Regions from separate parts of the Homo sapiens genome. Here all the other regions are linked to region 2. The links are chromatin loops, found by intact Hi-C in ENCODE. Cell type or tissue: B cell. All regions are shown on one strand. Region 1 overlaps INPP5A (inositol polyphosphate-5-phosphatase A). Region 2 has its middle 8.5 kb from the start of LINC02870. Region 3 overlaps LRRC27 (leucine rich repeat containing 27).

Region 1 (8,000 bases), 140 kb after region 2:
CCAGGGCCACGCCTGGCGCCAGCACAGGGAGGTCACAGAGGAGGCTGGAGCAGGGCGTGGTGGGAGGGCACCGATGTGCAATGCCATGCCAGGCCTCGGGGAGCCCCTCGACGAGACCCATGGCTCCTGCACGGATGGTTTCACATTGTCAACACGGCTGGAAAAGGACACGGTCTACAAGTGGAGGCTCGAAGGTGGCTGAGAGTTATGGCACCTGGGCTTTCCAGAAGTTGGCTTGAAATAATTGGTCAAGGTATGTGGCTGGCGAGGGACGCCAGGGATGCGGCCTCCTGCAGTGGTCAGATGCCGTCCTGTGGGATGGGGCCTCCTGCAGTGGTCAGATGCCGTCCTGTGGGGAGGGACAGTGTGGCCTTCATCCGTGGTGACGCCGTCCTGTGTGGGGACTGACAGTATCGTCTCCGTCTGTGATGATGCCGTTCTGTGTGGGGAGGGACAGTGCGGCCTCCATGATGTCCCCCACACTGTCCGCGCTAGGAGTGCAGGTGGTTTCCAGCAGCTGTCTGCCGGCAGGGAGGCTGGGAAGTCAGGCTGGCTGTGTCCAACACCTCCTGGGGCACAGAGGAGTGTGGGGGAGACACTGTTGGAACACAGGTGTGGACATTGCGACACGTGTAAAGATGTCAGTGGGGCCTGCGTTCGAGGATGTTCCGACCACCATGCTGGTCGCACCCTCCAGCGATGGGTCCTCGGTGCAGTGATCTCAAGCGTCGCGTCTAGAATCACCGCACCCCGTTGCTTCCAGACAGCCTCGGTAGCGTTGAGTCCCCTCTTCCTCTTCCTGGATGTACACAGGGGCCACGTGCCGTCTTTGGAGGTCGTGAGTGTTTGAGTCTTTTCATCTCGGCCCCTGCTTTGCTCTTTCTGGCATTGCCATCTGAAAGAGTCTAGCCCACTTGTCTTTAGGGCAGCCTGCCGTGTGGGTCACTGTGGTCATTGCTCGCTCCGTGGTTAGCTGTGTCCTGTCCGTGGTTAGTTAGGTAGTTGGTTGCTCCATGGTTTTCACTTAGAGATTTTGGGCAGGAACATTACCAAGGTGAGCTTGGGCGCTTCTTGTGCCATCAGCTCTGGGGGCCCAGGCTGCTGTCACAGGGAAGGTGGCATCGCCCCACTCCCAGCTTGGCGGGAGGAGGCTCCTCATGTATGACGCCATTTGGGGATCTTCTGTGACTCCTCTATGGGTCCTTTGCCCGTTTTTCCATCAGTTTTGTTTTGTTTTGTATTTTCCCTTGACTTTTAAGAGTTCTTTCAATTGCAAGAAGATTAATTATCTGTGATATATATTGCAAATATTTTCAACCAGTTTGACATTTGTCTTTTGATTTTGCCATGCCAAAGTTTAAAAAAAGTTAGAGTTGACTCACTCTTTTTAAGGATTGTGTTTGGATTTTGAGTCATAGTTTATTTTTCCATATGAACTTTAGAATCACCTTGTCTGGTTTGGGCTGGGCGGGGCGGGCCGCTGGCAGGCTGTGGGACAGGCCAGGGCTATTTCTGCGCTCGCTTGGAGAGGACTGACAGCTCTATGGCGCCGAGTCATGGTCCCTGGAAACAAGAGAGGTCTTTTCATGGACTCAAAGCTTTTGTTCGTTTCCTTCAGGAATGTCTTAAAGTTTTTCTCTTACACAATGTTCACATATGCAAAAGGTCGTTTGTGAGGTTACCTTTTTCCTTGTTGCATTGGAAGCGGGCCTTCTCTTCCAGCAGGCCTTCCGCCTGGTTGTTGTTGGTGTCTGTGATGGCTGTTGTTTTGTCTGTTAATTTCAGGACCTCCTGCTTTCCTGGATTCTCCTGTTGTCTGTCCTTTTTCTGCCTGCTTCTCTGCCCCTCCAGGTGTGCTGTGACGCCATCTGCAGGTGCAGGGAGCTCAGATCTCCTTTCCCGGAGCTGCGCCTCTGCATGTGTTCCCTTTCGGGTCTCATTCCCTCCCCCGATATGTCAGGTGAAATGGCACTGGGCGTAACGGGCGCCCTTGCTGTGTTTCCTTGTCCGAGGGAATGACTGGGTTTGCCCAGGAGGAAAGAGCCGGCTCTGGGATGAGGTGTCAGCGTGTGTGGGGTGGGATGTTTCGAATCCACGTCTCATGTGGTATTCAGCGTGGTATTCAGCGTTGTTGCTATTAAACAAGAAATAATAACAGTGAAAAGACAAAGCGTTTCACTTATAAGGCTAGAGTATAGAACTGTGCCATAAATGAGGGAATTACGGAAGGATTATATAAATCCAAAAATTATTGAATAAAATACAGAAAAAAACCCCAGAAAGACAGCAAATTAAGGAAATGGCAACAGTTTGAAAACATAAATGAAGCACACATTTGGTAAAGCTACCTGAGAGAGGGAGGGGCAGGTTGACTGCATAGTAGTGTGAGGAACAGGAGGATTCATACAGTTTAACAATCCATTGTAAGATAGTTTGTTAACTATTCGGGGAAAGGTTTAAATTGGGGTCTTACTATAGACATTATACCAAAACAAAATCTAAGTGGGGCAAAAATGTTTGTTTGTTTGTTTGTTTGTTTGTTTGAAATGGAGTCTTGCTCTGTGGCCCAGGCTGGAGTGCAGTGGCACGACCTCAGCTCACTGCAGCCTCCGCCTCCCGGGTTCAAGTGATTCTCCTGCCTCAGCCTCCCAAGTAGCTGGGACTACAGGCGGGCGCCACCACACCCAGCTATTTTTAGTAGAGATGGGGTTTTGTGATGTTGGCCAGGCTGGTCACAAACTCCTGATCTCAGGTGATCCGCCCGCCTTGGCTTCCCAAAGTGCTCGGATCACAGGCGTGAGCCACCGTGTCCGGCCAAAAATGTTTAAAATAATATTAATTTTATTTTCTGATACAGGCATGTATAGTCCTAATCTGAGGCACACGCAGGACTTTCTGTGCTGTGTAACAGGTGGCCACGGATGTCGTGGCTTAAAATAACACCAGTTTGTTGTTTCATGCTTCTGTAGGGTGGAGTCAGGGCTCAGCCTGCTGGGTCCTTTGCTCAGGTCTCACGCGGCTGCAGTCAGGTTGCCTGTTCTCAGTGGGCTGTGTTCTCATCTGGAGGCCCAACTAGGCAGGGCCTGCTCTCAGACTGCCTCAGGTGCTTGGCAGATATCATTTCCCTGTGGTTGTAGGACTCACAGCTTCTTGTGCCAGAGCCTATCGGGGAGAGACTGCCCTCTGCTTACAGCCTCAGACCTTTAGACTCACTCTGAAGTGGCTCTTCGATAAGATGAGACCCACCCAGGATTATCTCCCTTTTGATTAACCTAAGATCAGCTGGAGATGGAGCTTCATTATGTCTGCCTGACACTTTCACCTTTGCCTCAGCCTATGCATGGGCGCGCCGTCTTCCCCGGTTCATAGGTCCCACCTGCACTGAGGACGGGGATTACACTGGATGTGAATGCCGGGGCGTGGGGAGCCCTGCGGGCCTGCTGGGATCCTGCATTACAATTTTATGACAAATGGTTGTTGACTTTAATTGAAGAACTTTTCAGTAAACTTAAAAAAAATTAACCTTCATTTATTACTTCTCCATCATTCTTCCTTTCCTATGTACATCCGGAATTTTGAGTTGTGTCATATTCTCCTTCCTGAAGAACTTTTTCAACATGACTTACAGGGCATGTCTACTTTTTTGTGTGAGAAAGTTTATTTTTCTTTCACTTTCGAAGGATGATTTTGCTGTACACATGACTGGGGTCGGGGGGTAGTCCCTCCAGTCTCTTCTTGCTGGTGTGGTTTCTGTTGACAAGTTCACTCTAATTCTTGTCCTTGTTCCTCTATAGCTAAGATGTATTTTTTTCTTGCTTCTTTCAAGATTTTCTTTATTTGTGATTTTCTACAATTGGGATATGATCTGCCTAGGTATAGATTTTTTGGTATTTATTCTGCTTGATGTTCTCTGGGCTTCGTGGATCTGTGGTTTGGTGTCTGGCACTAATTTTGGAAATTTTCAAAGCTCTTATATGTTGCAACTGTAACTGGAATTCTTTAAGTTTGCCAGGAACTATAAAGATAATCATTAGACTTTTTTAGATCTGTTGGTGTGATCAGTTGTATTAGCAGTTTTCCTAACAGTGAATCATCCATGTCTGTATGTATAGAATAGTCACTCGCTTGCTTACTATGTGTGAAGTTTTTAACGTGCTGCTGGATCTTTGGGGTGTGTGTCGTGGCACACACATGAGTGCACACATGAGGCTGGTTTGAAGGTTTCCCTTTTGCACATACGCTGTCTTCATCCTGTTTATATGCCAATGTTATGTTTGTCTCATAATAGGAACTTAGAACTTTCCTTCTTGTGCTGTGATCTAGAGCTGTGCTGTGTAGTAATGTAGCCTCTAACCGCGTGTGATTATTAAAATTTAAGTGAACTAAAATTACATGCAATAAAAAAACTGTTCAGTCACCAGTAGCCTCATTTAAAGGACAGACGTGGCTAGTGCAGGTCTAGAACGTGTCCATCACTGCGGAACGTACTGAGACTTCCTGCGTCGGTGGAAACATTCCGTCATCTACACCGGCCAGTCCTGTAGCAACGGCCTAGGTGGTTTTTGAACGTGTGTGTGTAGGTGTGCCCACACGCATAGGCATGTGGTGAGTGTGTGGGGTGCGTTTGCATGCCTGTGCACGGGTGGTGTGTGGTGCATGCGTGTGTAGGTGTGCCCACATGCACATGCATAGGTGTGTGGTATGTGAGTGTGTGGGGTGCGTTTGTGTGCCTGTGCATGGGTGGTGTGTGGTGCATGCATGTGTGTGGGGTGCATATGTGTGGCGTGGTGGGTGTGTGTGTGCCTGCACGTGTGTGGCATGTGTGTTTGGGTGGTTGTCTTTGCTGGCCCAGTTGTAGCAGCTCTTCCTGAGGTGGGGACCTCTGCCCCACAGCTGCCTGCCTGGAGCTCTCTGGTAGGCGGTCCCCCTGCCAGCCCTGCAGGCTGTATGAGGTTCTCCATGGTTCTCCCCGTCTGCCATTTGCCCTTTGTTATTGCTCTTAGTGACAGGCAGTTATTTAACATTCTGGCCAAAGTGGCTTTCGTTGTTTTCTTCTTCCTAAAGCCTTTAAAATTAAGAGTTAAAAAATAGGAAAGTAATGCGTGATGATTATAGGCATGTTAAAAATAAAGAAGAGAAAAAGAAATACCTCTGCCTCAAATACCCACTCCAACCTTTGGGCGTTTTTTTCTGTCTTTTTCCCTTTTCCTATTGAGAATACCATTGGGAGTGCTGACAGCGCTCGGCATGAGGGGCTCCTGTGACGTGCTGGCACCCTTTCTGGAGTCCCCGCGGACCCTCAGGGGCCAGCTGTGCCTTTGCATTGGCCACAGCGAGGAAGGGGGCCAGGGCATGCAGTTTCTGCAGGGCCACGTCTGCAGGTGGCCATGTGGGCTGCTCGCGCCGGTGGGGGCTTGTGTGAGGTGTGATTTATTTTGTGTTCAATCCATTTTTTTAGAGTATAAGTGTCTTCCATGTCTATGTGCTCATTGTAAATCTTTACTTTGATAACATATACCTAATACTTGTTATTTTAACCACTGGTAACTGTGTAGTTCACTGCCGTCCTCACCTACATTGTGGTGTTTGTTGGTGAGTGTGTAGCTCACTGCCTTTCTTACCCACATTGCGGTGTTTGTTGGTGAGTGTCTGGCTCACTGCCTTTCTTACCTACATTCCAGTGTTTGTTGGTGAGTGTGTAGTTCAGTGCCTTCCTTACCTACATTGGGGTGTTTGTCACTGGCACCCTGTCTATCTCCACGTCATGTTTTATCCAATAAATTTGTTTTTGATTCCTCCCTCTTCTTTCCTTCCGTGGACGCCCTGTGTAACTTTCTTTATTGAGGTGCCTTCTGTAATATTTTTCTGCAGTATTCTAATTGTAATTCTCTTATAAATGATGCTATTATGAACTTCTTTGTTGACAGAGCATTTTTGCTCTTTAGAATTACTTTTTTAAGGACTGACTCCCAGAAATAGAGTTCCACATTTGAAAGTAATGAGTTTTTTTTTTTTAACATTTCCCATATTTTCATAGTTTTTGTATTGTTCTTTGAGACCAAGAGAAGAATTTTTGGGTGTTTAAGAGAAAAAGAAGGCATGTGCTTTCTTTCATATGGTGGCTGAACACACGCAGAGCTGCTTGGCCTGTGGGCTGAAATTTGAGCATTTCTTTAAGACCTAGTTTGTTTATTTTTTACTCTCACTTCAGTGGTTTTAAAAATAACTACATTAACCAAACGTGGCTGTACCTCCGAGGACTTCTTGCCAGAGCTGCTCCTGGGAAAGGGTTCAGTCTCTCTAGTTTGTGCCCATCACCCAGTGGGACAGCTACATGGACGTGGCATGGCGGCGTGGCGGCATGGCCCAGTAAAGACCAGTTTGGGCAGGATGAATGGCCCTCAATTAAAGGGTGTCGTGGTAGGCAGGGTCTAATTTTATAAAAGCTTCTGGCACATGTACATTCAAAATTTCTTTTTTGTCTTTGATCTTGGCAGAAGAGGACACCCAAGTGTGTGTGCGTGTGTGTGCATGTTTTGTTTTGTTTTTTTTTTTTGAGATGGAGTCTCGCACTGTCACCCAGCTGGAGTGCAGTGGCACCATCTCAGCTCACTGCAACCTCCACCTCCCAGGTTCAAGCGATTCCCCTGCCTCAGCCTCCTGAGTAGCTGGGATTACAGGCACCCACCACCATGCCCGGCTAATTTTTTTGTATTTTTAGTAGAGACAGGGTTTCACTATGTTGGCCAGGCTGTTCTTGAGAATTCCTGACCTCGTGATCCACCCTCCTTGGCCTCCCAAAGTGCTGGGATTACAGGCGTGAGCCACCACGCCCGGCCCATGTGTGTGTGCATGTTTGTGTACGTGTGTATGCATGCATGTGTGTTTGTGTGCAGGCTCCTGTACATGTGCGCGTTTGTGTGTGTCCATGTGTTTGCTTGTGTGCGTGTGTGCATGCGTGTGTGTGCATGTGTGTGCATGTGTGTGCATGCACGTGTGTTTGGAGGCTCCTGTGCATGTGTGCATGTGTGCGCGCATGTGCACGCATGTGTGCGTGTGTGCACACATGTGTGCGTGTGTGCATGCGTGTGTGCATGCACGTGTGTTTGTGTGCACGCTCCTGTACGTGTGTGCATGTGTGCATGTGTATGCATGCATGTGTGTGTGCAGGCTCCTGTACGTGTGTGCGTGTGTGTATGTGTGCATGTGTTTGCATGTGTGTGCATGGGTATGTGCACGTGTGCATGTGTGCATGCATGTGTGTGAGTGTGTGTGCGCATGTGTGCGTATGCACATGCACTTGTGTTTTCATGGCCGAGGGTTTATTTTCTAGTAATTTGAAGCCCTAAGTGACAGAACCTTTTCTGTTCTTCTCAGTGTTTGTGCTACTGTCCTCTCCCTCTTCTCTCAGTCTCAGAAGATGTGTCAGGGTGTCTGGATGTGGTCTGTCAGCTCATCCACAAGGACTCGGGCCATCTCCCCTGTTCCTGCAGGTGGTGGGAAGTTTCTATATCCACATTTTCTTCATTGAGGATATTGTGGTTTGTTGTGAAAGTGCTTACATTCAGTGGGATAAAATTTGAGTCACATATTAGGATATTATATTGTTATTTCAGTTGTGAATTTTAAGAAATTATATAATTTCTTACACATCTTCAGGAATGCATTAGGCAAGTTAAACAATAGTGTTACATGTTGGGGATATGTTTATATGCAGAGCGGTTGTAAAAACTGTATTAACATCTGTGTGCATTGCACGTGTCTGCTTGTTCCTCTGTTTCCAGTGTTTTGTCCTTTAGTGTGTGCTGCAGCGCTGTGCTACGTGTAGTGACCCTGGGCCTGTGGTGCGTCCTGCGGGGCTGTGCTACGTGTAGTGACCCTGGGCCTGTGGTGCGTGTTCCGGGGCTGTGCTACGCGTAGTGACCCTGGGCCTGTGGTGCGTGTTCCGGGGCTGTGCTATGCGCAGTGACTCTGGGTCTGTGGTGCGTGTTCCGGGGCTG
Region 2 (8,000 bases):
CCCCCCGTGCCACTCTGGCCTTCAGCACGTGGACGAGAAAACCAGCCCCTCATGATGTGGATCCCCTCTTTAAACTGGGCTGCACTTCGGTCTATAAAATATTCAGTGTCTTTCTAAATAATTGCATTATTTATGATGCCGCTCGTGAAATATTCATGTCTGACTTTGACACGGAGCCAGTATGCCCATGCAGGTCTGTGGCGACGGGCTGGCCTTTCCCAGGTAATGGGAGGAAGTAGGGCTGCTGGGGTGGGGGGTGCTCGGGGAGTCGGTGGAGCCCCCTGGCAGGTGGATCTCACCCGGGAGCCAGGGATCTCCCCACTGGCAGCCTTGGGGCCTGCCTCCTCTGCTGGGGAGCTCATGAGTGGGTGGGTGGGCACCGGCTCCCCAATGCCCGATCCTCATGATGGCCACTTCGAAGCCCTGGCAGACTGGAGGCATCCCAGCCCCCACCCCAGCCCCCACCCCAACCCCCACCCAACCTCAACCCCCACCCCAGCCCCTACTTCAACCCCCACCCCAGCCCCCAACCCTCACCCCAGCCCCCACCCCAGCCCCGCAACCCTCACCCCAGCCCCCACCCCAGTCCTCACCCCAACCTCACCCCAGCCCTCACCCCAACCCCCACCCCAACCCCCACCCCAATCCCCACCCCAACCCCAGCCCCCACCACAACATCCACCCCAACCCCCACCCCAACATCCACTCCAGGCCCCACCCTAGCCTCCACCCCAACCCCTACTCCAACCCCCACCCCAGCCCCGACCCCATCCCCCACCCCGGTCCCCTCCCCAGCCTGACTGAGGAGGCTCCTGGGCCATGGCTGCTGCCCTGAGAAGGCCCTCCCGTGCTCAGAGGCACCCCACTCCCACTCTTCCCCGCCGAGGTCCTGCCATCCCAGCCCCCACCATGGACCCTGGAGAAGGTGACAGAAGGAAGGAGACAGAGGGCAGGCTCTGAGTGTTTGGGGATCTGTGTGCGGGGAGGGACTCCCCAGGCCTCTGCTGGTGGGAAGGGGCGGACTTGGCCCCAAACTGAGGTATTTGTCCTATCCTGTGGATTTTGCGGTGTGGCCTTCGTGAAGGGAGAGTGGGGGGCAGGGTGGTCACCCTGGGGCTCCCCTGAGAGGCCCCCTGCCCTCACGTCAGCCACCCTGGACTTGGGAGTCCAGGCCCGTGCCCCCCAGGCCCCCACTTCTCCTTGTCCTTCCCCTGCACATCCCCCCTCCTTGAGGGTGCAGAAACCACCTAAAGGTCTTGGTCATTGTCAAGGAGCCTTGGTCCCAGGACACTGCAGCACAGGGTGGAGTGGCAGGAGTGTGTCCAGCCAGCACAGACTCTGAGGGTCCCACAGGTCACTGGACATGGACCTGGGCCAGCTGAGGGAGGGCTGACCTCTGGGCCCCCCCTCATGTTCCAAAGCCCAGGGCACAGCCCCCCAGTCAGGAGGATCAGCTTTCTGGAGGTCCTCAGAGGGGCCCACCCTTTACAAGGCCTGGCCCGAGGAAATGAAGGGGCGGCCCCTGGCTGAATGGGGGAGGGTCCTTGGAGTCTGAGCGTCTTAGAATTCCTGGGGATGTCCGCTTTGGTTCTACAGTTCGCAGATAGGGGAACTGAATCCTGGAAACAGGCAGGGCGAGGGGTGGGCCCGCCAAGCACTGCGCCCCACTCTATGCCAGGTCTATGTCAGCCCCTCTCTTGCCCTCTCAGAGCTCAGGGTACATTTTGAGCCCACCTGGCCTGGAGCACGCAGGGCTGGGAGCTGGCTGGGACCTGGACAGGGCTCAGATGCAAAGGCAGCTTCCCCCAGCACCTTCCAGGCTCTGGCTGTTCCAAACCATGCTCCAGGCTCAGATGGGCTTGTCCCAAAACAGCTGAGCCATTACCTTCACTTGACAAGGGCCCCCCAAAACACAGCATTCCAGGGGAATGGGTGACCACCTCGTGGCCACCCCTTGCCTCCCTGCTGGCCCCATCCTGGGCAGGGGAGCAGCTCCTGCCTCCAGGAACCTTCTCCCAGGAGACCATGCGCAACAGAGGGGCGGCGCCCGGCGGGTCAGCACAGAGGCTTGCCTCACCTGCGGTTGCTGAATGAGTGAGTTAGTGGGTGAGGACCTGCAGGCAGCCCCTGGCTGACACTTTGGCTGTGGAGGAAGAAATCAGGATGTTCAGGGCCAGAGGGGAAGGTGGCACGGAAGGCAAGAGGGGAGCATCTCCCTGTGGAAGAGCAGGGTGCTGGGTGGGGCATGCTGGGGTGCCGGGACCCCTGCGCTGGCTGCCACAGTCTGGCAGGGAGCACGCTGCAGCCGCCTGCAGGAGCTGAGCCCAAGGGGACAGCCGTCCGTGTGTTGGGGAAAGGGGACAGCGATATGTGTGTTGGGGGTGGCCCCGCATACCCTCCAGGTAAAGCCATGCACTGTACCTGGGGCGTGGCCCTTGAGTGGCCACTGGAGCCGCCTGGGCCTGAGGGTGGGGTGGGGAGCCCATGTCAGGGTCCAGCCAAAGGTGCCACAGGGCTCCAGCACCAGAGGCACCCAGCATGGCCCTGCCTAGCCCTAGGGCCCTCTGCTGCCCAGGGACCCGACCCTGCAGTCTCTGGGTGGTCAGCGCTGCCCTAGAGGGGCGTGACACCCTCTGCTGGTCCCATACAGAAGGACACAGCTGCCACCCAGCATGCAGCTCCCCCAGGCACTGGGTGCCCACGCTGTACCCGGCAGCTTACACTGTGCCTTGTCACCCACGCTGCACCTGGGAGCCCGCACTGTGCCTAGACGCCCACGCTGCGCCTGGGACCTCACACTGCACGAGGTGCCGGCGCCACTCAGGCAGACCACCCTCTCCATGTGCGGCAGGATCCACCAGGGAGGGGCACCCTGACCCTGATCTCCCCAGGCAGCTCTGGAAAGGCCTGTGTCCTGGCTGGGGACCTCTGGGAGGCCATGGAGCTGGGAGGGAGGGACTGGAGGTCTGAGGGATCCAAGTAGCCCGTCCTGCTGCACCTGCCAGGCCCCAGTCAGGCCTGGCCATTAAGGCTGAAGGATGACCCCTCACCTCCTGCCCCTGGGGGCTGAGCCCTACCTAGGAACCTGAGTGTTTCCAGCACCTCAGCCCTGGCAGTCCCGGCTAGGCAGATCCACCCAGCACCGTGCAGGAGGCCCCAGGACTGAGCCCCGCAAGGAACATCTCCCAGTGCCCACAGCCCACCTAGGGGCCAGTCCACCAGGGATTGGGGGGGGCGGGGCCTGGGAAGGACAGGGGAAGAGTGAACCACTAGGCCCTGCGTGGCCACTTCCCAGCAGCCAGATTTAAGGCCAGGTTAGGATAAATCTCTTGTGCCTCGGTTTCCCCTTCTGTACCCCAGGATCACATTACCCACCCCCCAACACTGTTCTGCAGAATGTGCAGAAAATTGCAGGTGGTGACGCTTCTGCAAACAGCAGAGCCCCGGGCACCTGTCCAAGGCGGCTCCGGAAGGCCCCGCGAGTCCCGTGCGCGGGGACTTCCCAGGGGCGGGGTCGCGGGGCAGGGCGGGCGCTGGCTCCACCCCCCGCCGGCCCCGCAGGAACCGGAAAGGGGCTGGACGGTGTAGCGGCGCCCCCTGCCGACACCTCCTAGCATCGCGTCCCCGCGTGGCCGCGGGGCGGGGCCCGGGGGGTCGTTCCGGAGTGGCCCCTGCAGGGCTTACAAACAGACGCGGCGGCTGCGAGAGGGGGACACGATGACTTCTTTCTAGAGCAGGGACTTAGAGAACCGAGTCTTTATGCATGAATGTACCTGCATAACCATTTGCTAAATAGGGCCCGGAGGAGGCTCATAGGAGGGTGTAGGGGCAGGAGCCTTCTGGCTTTGAGCCCCAGGGTTGAAGCTGGAGCTTTCCCAGGTGGAGAAGACACAGCGAAGACCAGGGCGGGACGGCCCGTGGCAGGTGCCGCACACCGCGCCGTGGGCTGAGGGACAGGTCAGGACCCCAGGCACAGAGGTGGGTGGCCAAGCCCCGGCTCCCTGGCCCCTCTCCGAGGCACCAGGGCGTGGTCCCGAGTTTGGACTCAGAAGAGACTGTGCAGAGGCTGTGTTGTCCCCCACAGGTGTGCCCCTTTCATGACACGTCACAGCAGAGCCCCACGATGGCCTCTAAGTGTAAGTGGAGGGAAGAGTTGCTGGTCTCTCGCTTTAAATCACAAGCTGGACATGGCTAAGCTGAGTGAGGCAGGCAGGTGAAGGCCAAGGTCGATAGCTAGGCCTCTTGCACCAGTGAGCCAAGTTATGAATACCCAGGAAATGTCCTTGAAGGAAGTTAAAATGCTACTCCAGTGGACACACAGTTGCCAACAAGTGAAACTGCCTCCTTGCTGATGTGGAGAAAGTTCGAGTGGTCCGGACAGAAGATCAAACCAGCCATGACCCTCCCTTAAGCCAGAGCCTCGACCAGAGCAAGGCCCTAACTCTCTCCAACTCCACAAAGGTGGAGAGGGTGAGGAAGCTGCAGAAGAAAAGTCTGAAGTCCACAGAGGTTGGTTCATGAGGTTTAAGGAAAGAAGCCGTCTCCGTAAGGTAAAGATGTGGCTTCTTCGCAGGCTGCCAGGGTGAGGCCGCATCAGGAGGCTACGTCTGCGGAGCCATCCCAGGAGCAATGGGCAGCGTCTGTGGGTCTAGTGGCGAGGTCTCTAGTTCTGAGTCTCCAGGGAGAGGTGCGCAGGGAGCCCAGGGCCCCCCTTCCCCCACGGCACACAAACGTCTATCTCCCCGCAGCCTGCACCGATCCCTCGTGAACCACGGGACCGCGTGCGGTTATTCTCAGCTCAGAGATAGGCCCTAGACTGGAGCCCAGCTGCACACACCTCAAAACGAACGTCCGAGACTCCAGGGCTGCAGTCACTCTTGGACGAATTCTAAGGTCATCCCAGTCCTCTCAGGGGAGAGGGCACAGGCTGCAGGACCCGGTGACCAGCGTGAGTCCAGAAGGGTAGGGCCAAGGGGTCAGAGCCACCACCCCAGCCACCTCAGAACCAGAGCAGCCCTGGGCGTCCCGCTGTGGGCCTCGAGACCCCAGCATGATTCCGGGTAAAGAATTTCCACTGTCAAGAAGTGTAAACATGATTATCTGAGGTGCAATGGCCATATTTTCAAACCAAACTTCAGAAGGGGCGTGGCAGTACTGAATTCTGCCTGGGTGTGGTTTTTCCAGGCAGCAGCCCCCAACGGGTTTTCTTTTCTTTTCTTTTTGACATAGGGTCTCACTCTGTTGCCCAGGCTGGGCAGCCTCAACCTTCCAGGCTCCAGAGATCCTCCCACCTCGGTCTCCCTAGTAGCTGGGACTACAGGCATGCGCCACCATGCCCAGCTAATTTCTAAACTTATTTTTGTAGAGATGAGGTTTCTCTCAGTTGACCAAGCTGGTCTTGAACTCCTGGCCTCAAGTGATCCTCCTGCCTCGGCCTCCCAAAGATCTGGGATGGCAAGCTTGAGCTGTGGCCAGCCTTGACCAGGTTTCCCATGGGCCTGGGGTGTGCTTGTCTCCAGCAGCTCTGAAGCGCCTCTCTTCCAACTCCACTCCAGTTCCAGCAGCACAGAGACCCAGATGGGCATCCATCCACGCTGGGGTCAGGCCCATGCGCCAAGCTCCTCTGAGTAGCCTGAGTCCTCAGCCATGGTGACCCCACGTGGAAAAGTCTTGAAACTGACGTCTCAAAGAGGATGATGTGTGAGCGACCGTGACAGCAGCACAAATCCCAGGTGGACAGGACACTCCGGCTGCCCCGAGTGGCCGAGGACGGGTCGGCATCTCCTGGCATTTTTGTCCGTTTTGGTGGCAGGTGAGCCCAGCACGTAGGGAGGGATGGGCAGCCCACAGCCGGGACTGGACGACTCAGAAGTTCCGGCTAAGGTAGGATAACTTGGGCAGGCTTCCCGAGTCCCTCCCAGCTGCGGTCCCCTGGCCCCCACTTGCTCAGTGGCCAGGTGTGGGAGGAGCCAGCGGCCCTGTGCCAAGGGAGCACGAGTTGGGGCGTGTGGGGATGGGAGGCCGGGTCGAAGGCCGCCTTTCAGTGCAGGGAAGGACCTGATACCACAGTCCAGCAGCAGAGGGAAAGCCAGGCCAGGGGTTTGAGGCCAGAGATCTCAGAACCTTGGGAGCCAGCTGCTAGTCTGCATTTCAGGGTGCCAGGAGTCCCTGGAGACGGGGATGGAGCCCTGTGGGTGGAGACAGCAGGACTTCAGGTCACCAATGAGGCCAGGGTGCTGGTGCTCAGGGTCCCAGCTGTGGGGGTCTCAGTTCTCCCAGCCCTGCTCCCAGGCTGACCCTCCAGGCCAGCCCCTCTCTGTAGGTCTGAGGAGGGTCCTTATGGAGCACAGGTGGGGCTGGGGAAATGGCACATGTCTCCGCAAAGCTCCTGTGCCTCCTTTGCTCCGGAGAGCCTGCTCCTTCACAGAGGGCGTCTGATACAGCCTGAGAGGGGCACTGTGGGGGTGACAGTCATGGGGGGCGGTCCACAGGGGGTGCATCCTACCAGCAGCCACAGTCTGAGGGGTATAGTCCATGATGGGCACAGTCCTGGGGGGACACAGTCCTGGGTGTGCATTCTGGTGCCTGCTCTGCTGCACACCCTGCACTGAAGCTGATTGCTCCCGCTGAGACCCCATGTCAGGCACATCATCATGTTGCATAGGAAGTCCTGTGACCAGGGCCCAAGGACCACAGAGGCTGAGCCAGGCGGCCACCTTGGCCACGGCCTCCCCAAGACACGACATGCTTTGAGGTGTGAGTTGGTGCTGGCCCTGCCATGTGGCTGCCACCACACCGCTTCCAGACCATGAGGCCCCTCACACACGTGTGGCCAGAGTGTCCGCACGGCCCAGGGACAGGAGCGTGTGCCCTCCAGGAGGCTGTTCTGAGGCTGCGTGGCAGGGCATGGTGTCCCCTCCACAGGGGCACCCTGCCTGGGCTGCGAGGATGCAGGGTGTTGTGGGTGGAGCCTGGATGGAGCAAGGACCATGCTCTGTCCTCCGTGCAGGGAGCTTGGGTCCTGGGAGAGGAGCAAGGTTCAGGCCATGCTGTCACTGGGAGATGACAACTTCATTCCCCAGCAACCGCAATGCTTGGCAGATGATGGCAATGCTGGGAGCCAATGGGACATGCATGGACAAACCATGCAGAAAGCCACGTGTGCTCAGGTGAGAGCCAGGAGGCCATCGTTTCCTGAGCGCGACCCTGCGTGAAGGAAGCTGCCTTGGGGTCTGGGCTGTCCAGCCCATCTCCCTGTGGGCTCTCCAGCACTTCCAGACCTTTGCACTCACTCCAGCGGGGCAGCAGGTGGGCAGCAGGTGCCACAGAACCCCGGCAGGAGCCCATGCAGCACTTCCAGCCAGTGGAGGTGGCTCCTGGGGGTGATCGTGGCCCCTGCAGGAGCCCAGAGCCTCTGTGCAGTGTTGCTGGGTCAGGGCCCTCATCCTCTGCCCCTGCGGACGGCCTGGTCTAGCTCAAGCCCTCTTCACCTGTGGCCTGGCTGGGCTGTCAGTCTCTGCAGCCCCTTGGAGGTGCCTGGAGGGGGTCAGCATCTCTGCCAAGCCCTGGCCTCAGAGTGTGGACAGTGATCTCTGCAGGATCTCAGTACAGGCAGGTGTGCCAACTCTCTGCCCACACCGGATGTTAGAGGCTGACATTGGGTGGGTGTAAAGGCAAGATGATTGATTGAAGGGGAAACTGAGGCAGGGTGGCTTGCCCCAGGTGCCGCCTGAATTCCCCAGCCAGCCCCACATTCCCAGCCAGCCTCCCTTTTGGGATGTGCTTCCCTGCTGCCGCCTAAGTCAGGACCACCCCAGCCCCCAACCCACCTCAGCAGCCGGATGCAGCCTCCTCAGAGCCCGGAGCACCGTGGGTTTGGACCCCAACACCTGCCTCTTGCCAGCCTCTGGCTCCTTTTCATGTCCTCAGAAAGTACTCACCCCCGCGGTAAGCAGGTGGGTAGCAGGTGCCTGGGGAGGGAGGGCAGGGGAGGGACAGCT
Region 3 (8,000 bases), 100 kb before region 2:
TTATTGTTAGGGACCCTAATAATAGCTAATCCAAGTGAATTGTGGTATGCTTATTAATCGTACTTATAATTTGATCAATATGTCAGATTTGGATACTAGACCCTAGCCTTCGGAGATTGCTTTGGGTGGCTTGGGAAGTTGGAGCAGAGAACTGGAGTCTCTGGCAGGAAGCCTCAACCTGGAGCCCCTGCCCCATGGTTGGGTGGGCCCTGAGTGTTGTCTTCCCCCTCTGCTGCCTCTGCCCAGGGTGAGCCATAGAGAACCACTCTGTGCCTCAGCTTTCCCACGGGGTGGTTGTGGTCTCACATGCATTATCAGGGCCTCAGTTTCCCCACTTGGTCAGGTTGTCGTGGGGTCACAGGTATTAAGAAGAAGCTCTAAGATTATGGCCCTGGTCTGCGCTCAGGGTGGTGGCCCTTCCTGAGGGTCTGGGACTCGGGAAGCTGGTGCTCCTCTGTGTTCTCTGGCCAGGGAGCAGTGGGCATGGTGAGAGCAGCAGGCCCGGTCCAAGGTGACTCGTGTGGCCTGGGCCTGCTTATAAGGCTGAGTGCTCATGTCCAAAATACTTGCAAGAAAAGTGATGTTATGTAAAAATCATAGGTAAATAATGGTCTGGTCCTGAAATCCCAAAATTATATTGGGAGGGAATCAAAGCATTCTGAAGTCATCAAACATGGAGCTGGAGTACGACGGAGCATCACTGCCCCAGCCTGATTCTGACGTCCAGCAGGCCTTCCTCTGGGGCAGCTCCTCCATACCCCTCAGGACCCTGAGACCACAAGGGGAAGCCTGGTGTTCCATAGAGCCTGGGCCACCTGCCCTTCCAAAAGCAGCAGGTTAAAGGCCAGTGCCCAGCACGCACCCCAGGTGACCCCTGTCCCAGAGCACAGGCCATGCCTGCCCTCTCTGCTCTACTGAGACAGTCACTGCTGTTCCCGTGCAGATGGGGAAGACGAGGGACAGTCACTGCTGTTCCCGTGCAGACGGGGAAGATGAGGGTGGAAGGTCATGCAGCGTGGGGGGGCGGGCCAGCCTCCTGGGACGTGGCCACCGGGCATGCTGCTTGGCTGTGGCCTCCCAAGATGTGCTGCTGGTGTGAGGCTTTGCACAGGGCAGGCCGTGGAATGGGATGGGCCTTTCTCCTCTGGGCGAAGTGTTTGGTTTCAGAGGGAAGACCAGGCAGGGCTTCCAGTTGTGTTTCTTAAACTGCTTTGATGCAAGGGTCATGGTGAGGAGTTGTCATGTTCTGGAACCTGGCTGGCTCTCAGTCCTGGGCTCAGAGCCCCTATCTCCAGCCTGGTTTTCCCCAGGTGTTTTCACTGGGAGGAAACACCAGGCACACCTGTCAGCTCCCTCTCATGGGCAGGGAGAGGGAGTCCCCAGCACCGTGCGACCCCACCATGTTACTGGCTATCCCCTCTGCTGTCCTGCGGGCTTCCCTCAAGGGGGACCCAGTATCTGACCCTGCCTGAATGTGTCTGTGGAGGCCAGGCGCCTTCTGATGGCCTTGCCTGCCCCGCCCCCTGCTCCCACATCACCCAGCGATGGGATTCCGACCTGCTGCAGCACCACCCCATGCACCTGAACTCCAGGCACGTCACATCGTCCAGCCCGGGCGAGCTGCTGGCCAGGCCCCCTGCTTCCGCGGGCATCTCTGTCCAGGTCAGACAAGGGTGCGGCATTGGTCTCAAGCAGGTCGGGTGCAGCTGCCGAGGCTGCACGTCCTTCAGGTGCATTTCCCAAGCCGACTGTCAAGCGTCCCGGGAAAGTAGCTGGCTGGCAGTGGGCGCGTTGGGACAGTGTCCTGCTGCCATCCACACATCTTCATTACGTGTCCTGAAATCAACAGTCAAGACTGGACTCTGGGGTGACTGCAGCTTCTAGTCGTGCTAATTGTTCAGATGAGCGGATGATCCACAGGCCCTCCTTTTACATTTCACATGTTGTATGAATTACCGTCACAGGGTTTTGTTAAACATTCAGCTAAAAACACTCTGTAATTTTAGAAGGAAGACAGCCTCCTCCAGGAGCATCTTACCCGACCTCTTGTCACCGTACCAAATGGCGATCCGAGCAAAAAGACTGGAAGAGAGCCGAGCGGCGGCGCTCCGAGAGCTCCAGGAGAAGCAGGCTCTGATGGAGCAGCAGAGACGGTGAGTCCACACAGGGTGGGGGTCCGCACAGCCCGCCCAGTGCACCCGGAACTGGGACTGGGCTGTGATTTTATGGCAGGCCTCGTGGAAGTGTTTAGTTAGTTCTCCCCTCACTGATGCTGATCCAGGATCCGTCTCTTCCTCACCTGGAAGCCGAGCTGCACGTGCCCCTTGTGGTCTGTAGCGCCACGCACGGGCTCGCTTGTTTGCAGCCCTGAGGCCTCCGTGTGGGGCAGGCGCAGGTGCAGCGCTCCGTGTGGGGCAGGCGCTGAGGCCTCCGTGTGGGGCAGGCGCTGAGGCCTCCGTGTGGGGCAGGCGCAGGTGCAGCGCTCCGTGTGGGGCAGATGCTGAGGCCTCCGTGTGGGGCAGGCGCTGAGGCCTCCGTGTGGGGCAGGCGCTGAGGCCTCCGTGTGGGGCAGGCGCTGAGGCCTCCGTGTGGGGCAGGCGCTGAGGCCTCCGTGTGGGGCAGGTGCAGCGCTCGTGGTCTGCAGGGCGTTGCGTGCATGGGCTCCCTTGTTTGTAGCCCCGAGGCCTCCGGGTGGGGCAGGCGCAGGTGCAGCGCTCCGTGTGGGGCAGGCGCTGAGGCCTCCGTGTGGGGCAGGTGCAGCGCTCGTGGTCTGCAGGGCGTTGCGTGCATGGGCTCCCTTGTTTGTAGCCCCGAGGCCTCCGTGTGGGGCAGGCGCAGGTGCAGCGCTCCGTGTGGGGCAGGCGCTGAGGCCTCCGTGTGGGGCAGGCGCTGAGGCCTCCGTGTGGGGCAGGCGCAGGTGCAGCGCTCCGTGTGGGGCAGATGCTGAGGCCTCCGTGTGGGGCAGGCGCTGAGGCCTCCGTGTGGGGCAGGCGCTGAGGCCTCCGTGTGGGGCAGGCGCAGGTGCAGCGCTCCGTGTGGGGCAGGCGCTGAGGCCTCCGTGTGGGGCAGGCGCTGAGGCCTCCATGTGGGGCAGGTGCAGCGCTCGTGGTCTGCAGGGCGTTGCGTGCATGGGCTCCCTTGTTTGCAGCCCCGAGGCCTCCCTGTGGGACAGGCCGGTTGCAGTGCTCGCGGTCGCCCCCTTGTGTCCGTCTTTGCCCTGGCTTCCTCACGACACCTGCCTGCTTTCTTGTTCTTTTCCCTCATTTCTTGTTCTTCCTCAGTCCTTTCCTCCTCATTTTCCCTAGAGTATTCCAGGCCCTGACACGGTCATCAGGGAGGTTCATTCTTGTGTTGCTGTGACTGCCGCCAGTGCCACCACCTTGCGAGGTGTGTTGGCCGATGGACTCGGTGTCCTCAGTGTCTTCTCTGTCCTCCAGCTCCACTGACCACCTGGCTTCACCCCTCCCTGGGCCCCAGGAGTCCGGCTGGCATGGACCACAGCCACAGCACCCCCGTGCCCCTCACTTGGTGGTTGGCTTTGGCCAGCGGGGGCCCCCAGCAGGAGGTCGAGGAGGAAGGGAGAGCGAGGGCCTCGTCTTTACTTTCCCGGCTTCTTTGTGAGCTGCCTGGAGCTGGCCGAGTCCAGCCTCTCCCTCCTTCTGGGTTCCGACAATCTCTCCTTCCCTGGTCTGTCCTGTGGGCGGCTGCAGCCCGGCCCTGACTGGCACAGGGCTCTTGCACCGCCCCTGTGGCTCACCTGCTCCCTCCCCAACATGAATAAACCCTCCTGAAGCCACCCCGTTGTGTGTGTGCTGTTTTCTCTCGGGACCATGTGATAGGGGCTGTGTCCAGCACACAGATTCTGTGATTGTCCACAGCTGTCACCCAATGTCCAGAGAGACATTGTAGTTGGTTGTCTTTTTCATTAAAAAGATGAATGAGGTGAAGTCCTCAGAACTGGTCCCCTGTCCCAGGCTGTCATACTGACGGGCAAGGATGAGGCTGACTGACCGCTCTAGGGCTGTCCTAGGACATGGGAGTGTGGTCCGGGCTGCACCAGAAAGCCCATCGCTGTGGGACCAGGTCTTGCTGGCCACGGGCCACAGCTGCTGGGGCCCAGGGAGCACCGGGAAGGCTTTCCTTTGGTGCCCATCAGTCGCCCCACACTGTCCCTCGGGGTAGCTCTACAGAGCCGGGCCCGTCACTCACTGCGAGGTGAGCCCCCCAGGACCGGCCCCGCCTGTCAAGCATGCCAGCTGCCCTCCCCTCACTGTGTGCCTCAGCAGGCATCTCCCTTCCCTTCCCTGCTGCAGGTGGGTCCCACTCCTGCCTCGGCTCTGCCAGTTTCAAGGTACCGTTTTCTGAAGTGGGTGTCCAGACACCTGCCCCCTTGACTCCTCAGGTATCACCTGCCCTGCCAGGAGGCTGCCTGTGGGAGTCCCACTCCCTCTTGGCCATGGCTGTGATGGAGGTGATTGTGATGAGACCTTCCGCAGGCACAGCCCCTGCCCCAGGCTCTCTGGGCACCACCAGCTGCAGGGGGCAGAAAGGGCACTCTTACCCCCAGACAACAGGCTCGGGCCTCGTCCCACACCTTCATGGAAGAGAAGTTCTTGGATACAAAGAGCAAGTGAACTCTTTCTTCTTTATTTTCCTGCCTGGAGCCCAGAGCCAGTGTCCTGCAGTCTCCTAGTGAGCAGCTCGGCAGGCCTATTCTGAGGGCCCAGACCCGGCACAGCCCCCTTCACATCACCCTGTGGACAGCGTCACCCCTTTGCTTCCCAAGGTGTGACCAGAAGACAGTGACACTAAGTGGAGGCCCTCGTCCAGGAGCGCAGCGGGGCCAGCACCACACATGGTGCTAAGTGGGGACACGGGGGGCACCACCCTGGCTGGGGCTGGGGGCTGGGGGCTGGGACACACCCAGGCAGGCGTCAGGACACAGCCTCACCTGAGGCAGCTGCTGAGACCACCTGTGCCCTGAGGTGGCACTGGGAGAGGACGCAGCCAGGCTCTGATCCCAGGCAGCACTGACTCGGGATGGAGCCCTCAGCAGGAAGGTGGTCAGAGGTGGGCCGTGGGCCGGGTAGAGCCCAGGAGGGCTGAGCCGCTGTGACCGCAAGGAAGGAGAGCAGAGGTCGGGTGGAGGCGTCGAGGAAAACCCGGCCTGGGGCCCAGGCGTCCAGGATGATGATGGGAGAAACAAGAGGAGGCCGGATCTGGGGGCAGGATGGAGAGGGGGTACCAACCACAGGAGTCCTGCAGGCTGGAGAGCTGGCCTTCCGGGGGTGGAGCCCTGGGCCTGAGCAAGGGCTCTTGGGGACCTCATTCCACCCCAGCCACACGCGAGGAGCCCCGCCCAGCCGCAGATGTGGGCGTTACTCGGGACGTTCGCAGCCCTGGGCGGCGAGCTGTGAGGAGGGAGCATGTGACTCTGGCTGCAGACTGCGGAGGCCCGAAGACGCCTGTTCTTGTCTTGTTTTGTTTTGTTTTTTGAGACAGTCTTGCTCCGTCACCCAGGCTGGAGTGCAGTGGCTCAATCTTGGCTCACTGCAACCTCTGCCTCCTGGGTTCAAGCAATTCTCCTGCCTCAGCCTCCCGAGTAGCTGGAACTAGAGGCGCCCACCACTACACCCGGCTAATTTTTTGTATTTTTAGTAGAGATGGGGTTTCACTGCGTTAGCCAGGATGGTCTCGATCTCCTGACCTCGTGATCCGCCCGCCTTGGCCAGATGCCTGTTTTTAAAAGTGAAATTCAAGTGTCTGAAGGGAGGGACTTAGAGACAGGCATTCAGATCTTCCATAGACCTTATGTCGACAAGTGCCCGCAGCCAGGCACCCCCAACCCGTCGTGCAGCGCCTGTGGTGGCAGCCCCAGCTGGTGCCCTTACCTGAAAGGGGTCCTGATGCCTTTTCCTCGGTCACTGGGTCGGGTTGGCCCCCAGCATCAGTCACTGCTGGCAGCACCGACACACAGAGCCTCGGGATAGAACCCGGCATTCCCGGCTCTGCCCAGATGTGCCGGGAGGAAGAGGCTGTGGTTCAGACTCCCACCCGGAGGGCATGCACGCCCCCAGCCTGTGCCCCCTGGAGACAGGTGCACCGCAAGGCTGTAGAATGACAGAGGAATCCTGTAGCCTTGGCTCGAAGCTGCCTGTAACTTATGACATTAACCTTCCCTTTCTCCAGAGAGAAAAGGGCACTGCAGGAGTGGAGAGAGCGAGCCCAGAGGATGAGGAAGAGGAAGGAAGAGCTCAGCAAACTCCTGCCTCCGCGGAGGAGCATGGTACGGCACGCGCGGGCGGTGACCGGGCACTAGTCCAGTCCCGGGGGTGGGTGGGTGCTCACAGGCATCCCTGTCCATGGAGGATGAGCCGAGACCTGGGGGTGTGGGTGGGTGCTCACACGCATCCCTGTCCATGGAGGATGAGCTGAGACTTGGGGAGGAAGCTGCCTGTGCAGGCTGCTGGCTGGTGGGGCTGGGTTGGAGTGCAGCATCCAGAACCATTGCTCACTGCCCAGCCGGAGGGGACAGCTTCCCACCCCAGCCTTGAGGGCTTGCCTCTTGGCTCACTGACTTTTGGCTCCTGTCTGGGGAATTAGAAGCTCAAAGAGGGAAGGCGGAAGAGGAGATGAGGGGAAAAGATTCAAAAGATAAAAAGCAGCTGAGGTCGAGGTGAGCGCTACAGAGGTCTTTCTGGGCTCCTCACCCTTGGTCTCTGGACCTCGAGGCAGGCAGTTTCCCTGGAAGCCAAGATTGCCAGCTCTTAAGCTATGGGACATGGGATATCCTGAGTACCATCCCCCAAGATTGCCAGCTCTTAAGCTATGGGACATGGGATATCCTGAGTACCGTCCCCCAAGATTGCCAGCTCTTAAGCTATGGGACATGGGATATCCTGAGTACCGTCCCCCAAGATTGCCAGCTCTTAAGCTATGGGACATGGGATATCCTGAGTACCGTCCCCCAAGATTGCCAGCTCTTAAGCTATGGGACATGGGATATCCTGAGTACCGTCCCCCAAGATTGCCAGCTCTTAAGCTATGGGACACGGGACATCTTGAGTACAGTCCTCTCTTCCCATTTTCCCCAGACTGTATGAGGGTCTTAGTCCAGCCGGGCACAGGGCAGTGGGCACAGAGCTGCGGGCATGGGCCGTGGGCACAGGGTGGTGGGAGCCGGTGGCTCCTCCCTCCAGAATGCGCCTGGCTTGCTTCTCTGTCCTGTGAGCATAGTCAGGCAAATGTGCTGTTGAATTTGGTCATAGATGTTTCTTTGGTGCTTTCTTCTAAGAGATGCTCCCTGTGTGTTACTTTGAAAGGCCACGGATTGCCTCTGCAGCCCCCTTAGCTGGGGTAAGGCCCCCAAGGGCTTCACCCTACAGCAGAGAGCGTGGCCACGTGGGCCTGCAGGCGTGGACTGCTTGGACAGTTCAGGAGTGTTTCCTTTGTCTAACTTTGTATTGAACTAGTTTTTGACTTACAGGAAAGTTGCAAAAATAGTGTTTCCGTCTCCCCCCGGCCCAGCTTCCCTGATGGTGACATCTTACATAACCTCAAAACAAGGCTCAGAGTTAGGAATTCACAGTGTCCAATGCGTTGGATAAACCAGGACTGCATCTCACCCTTCTCAGGTCCCAGGCCCCACAGGACACTCAGTCGCCATCTTTGCTGTCACCTTTTTCCTAATTTCCCCAATATGTGGGAAAGTTTAAAAATACATATTTTGCCACTTCCAGGAATAAAAATACTTGCACAATTGGACATTGCTAAGAATGCTTTCAGAGCTGAATTATAGCAAAAATATGGGAAACTTTAAATGTCAACAGATGGAGATGGCTAAATTGTCACATCCAGACCATGAGCTGCCTCTGTGGCCGACAGAAGGGTGAGTCAGTGATCATATCCACTGGCTTGCAAGTGTCTTGAAGAAATCACTGTAAGTTAAAGCAGCACAAGTTGTAGGACAGTGCACAAAAACTCTCATTGGTCTGGAAGAA

Evidence for each region. A loop is a pair of places that touch in the nucleus more often than their neighbours do. Peaks named below come from ENCODE experiments on the same cell type or tissue, not always from the same donor. Only the 100,000 strongest peaks of a DNase experiment are listed, where the experiment ranks them.
Region 1: it touches region 2 in a loop (4-fold over the local background); 6 of 110 quality-filtered maps call a loop at or near these places.
Region 3: it touches region 2 in a loop (24-fold over the local background); 2 of 110 quality-filtered maps call a loop at or near these places.

What each region holds. Positions count from the first base shown.
Region 1 is chr10:132,589,891-132,597,890 of GRCh38, forward strand. The region is part of intron 1 of INPP5A (inositol polyphosphate-5-phosphatase A); the gene reads left to right. Among named protein-coding and RNA genes, the nearest start is that of INPP5A, 56 kb to the left of the region's middle. RefSeq lists enhancers at 3,077-3,156, 3,536-3,615. In B cell, no CTCF peak of the experiment used is centred here; DNase peaks (open chromatin) are centred at 3,711, 4,221 and 4,371; H3K4me3 peaks cover 2,071 bases; H3K27ac peaks cover 4,475 bases.
Region 2 is chr10:132,449,714-132,457,713 of GRCh38, forward strand. No RefSeq gene overlaps it. Among named protein-coding and RNA genes, the nearest start is that of LINC02870, 8.5 kb to the left of the region's middle. RefSeq lists a silencer at 3,394-3,823 and an enhancer at 3,577-4,441. In B cell, CTCF peaks have their summits at 3,625 (motif pointing left) and 3,828; DNase peaks (open chromatin) are centred at 1,628, 1,848, 2,738, 3,518 and 3 weaker places; H3K4me3 peaks cover 972 bases; H3K27ac peaks cover 2,904 bases.
Region 3 is chr10:132,349,601-132,357,600 of GRCh38, forward strand. LRRC27 (leucine rich repeat containing 27) reads left to right here. Exons shown (of 11, transcript NM_030626.3): 7 at 2,007-2,153; 8 at 6,190-6,286. Among named protein-coding and RNA genes, the nearest start is that of LRRC27, 21 kb to the left of the region's middle. RefSeq lists an enhancer at 3,083-4,045. In B cell, CTCF peaks have their summits at 3,212 (motif pointing left) and 3,413; a DNase peak (open chromatin) is centred at 3,201.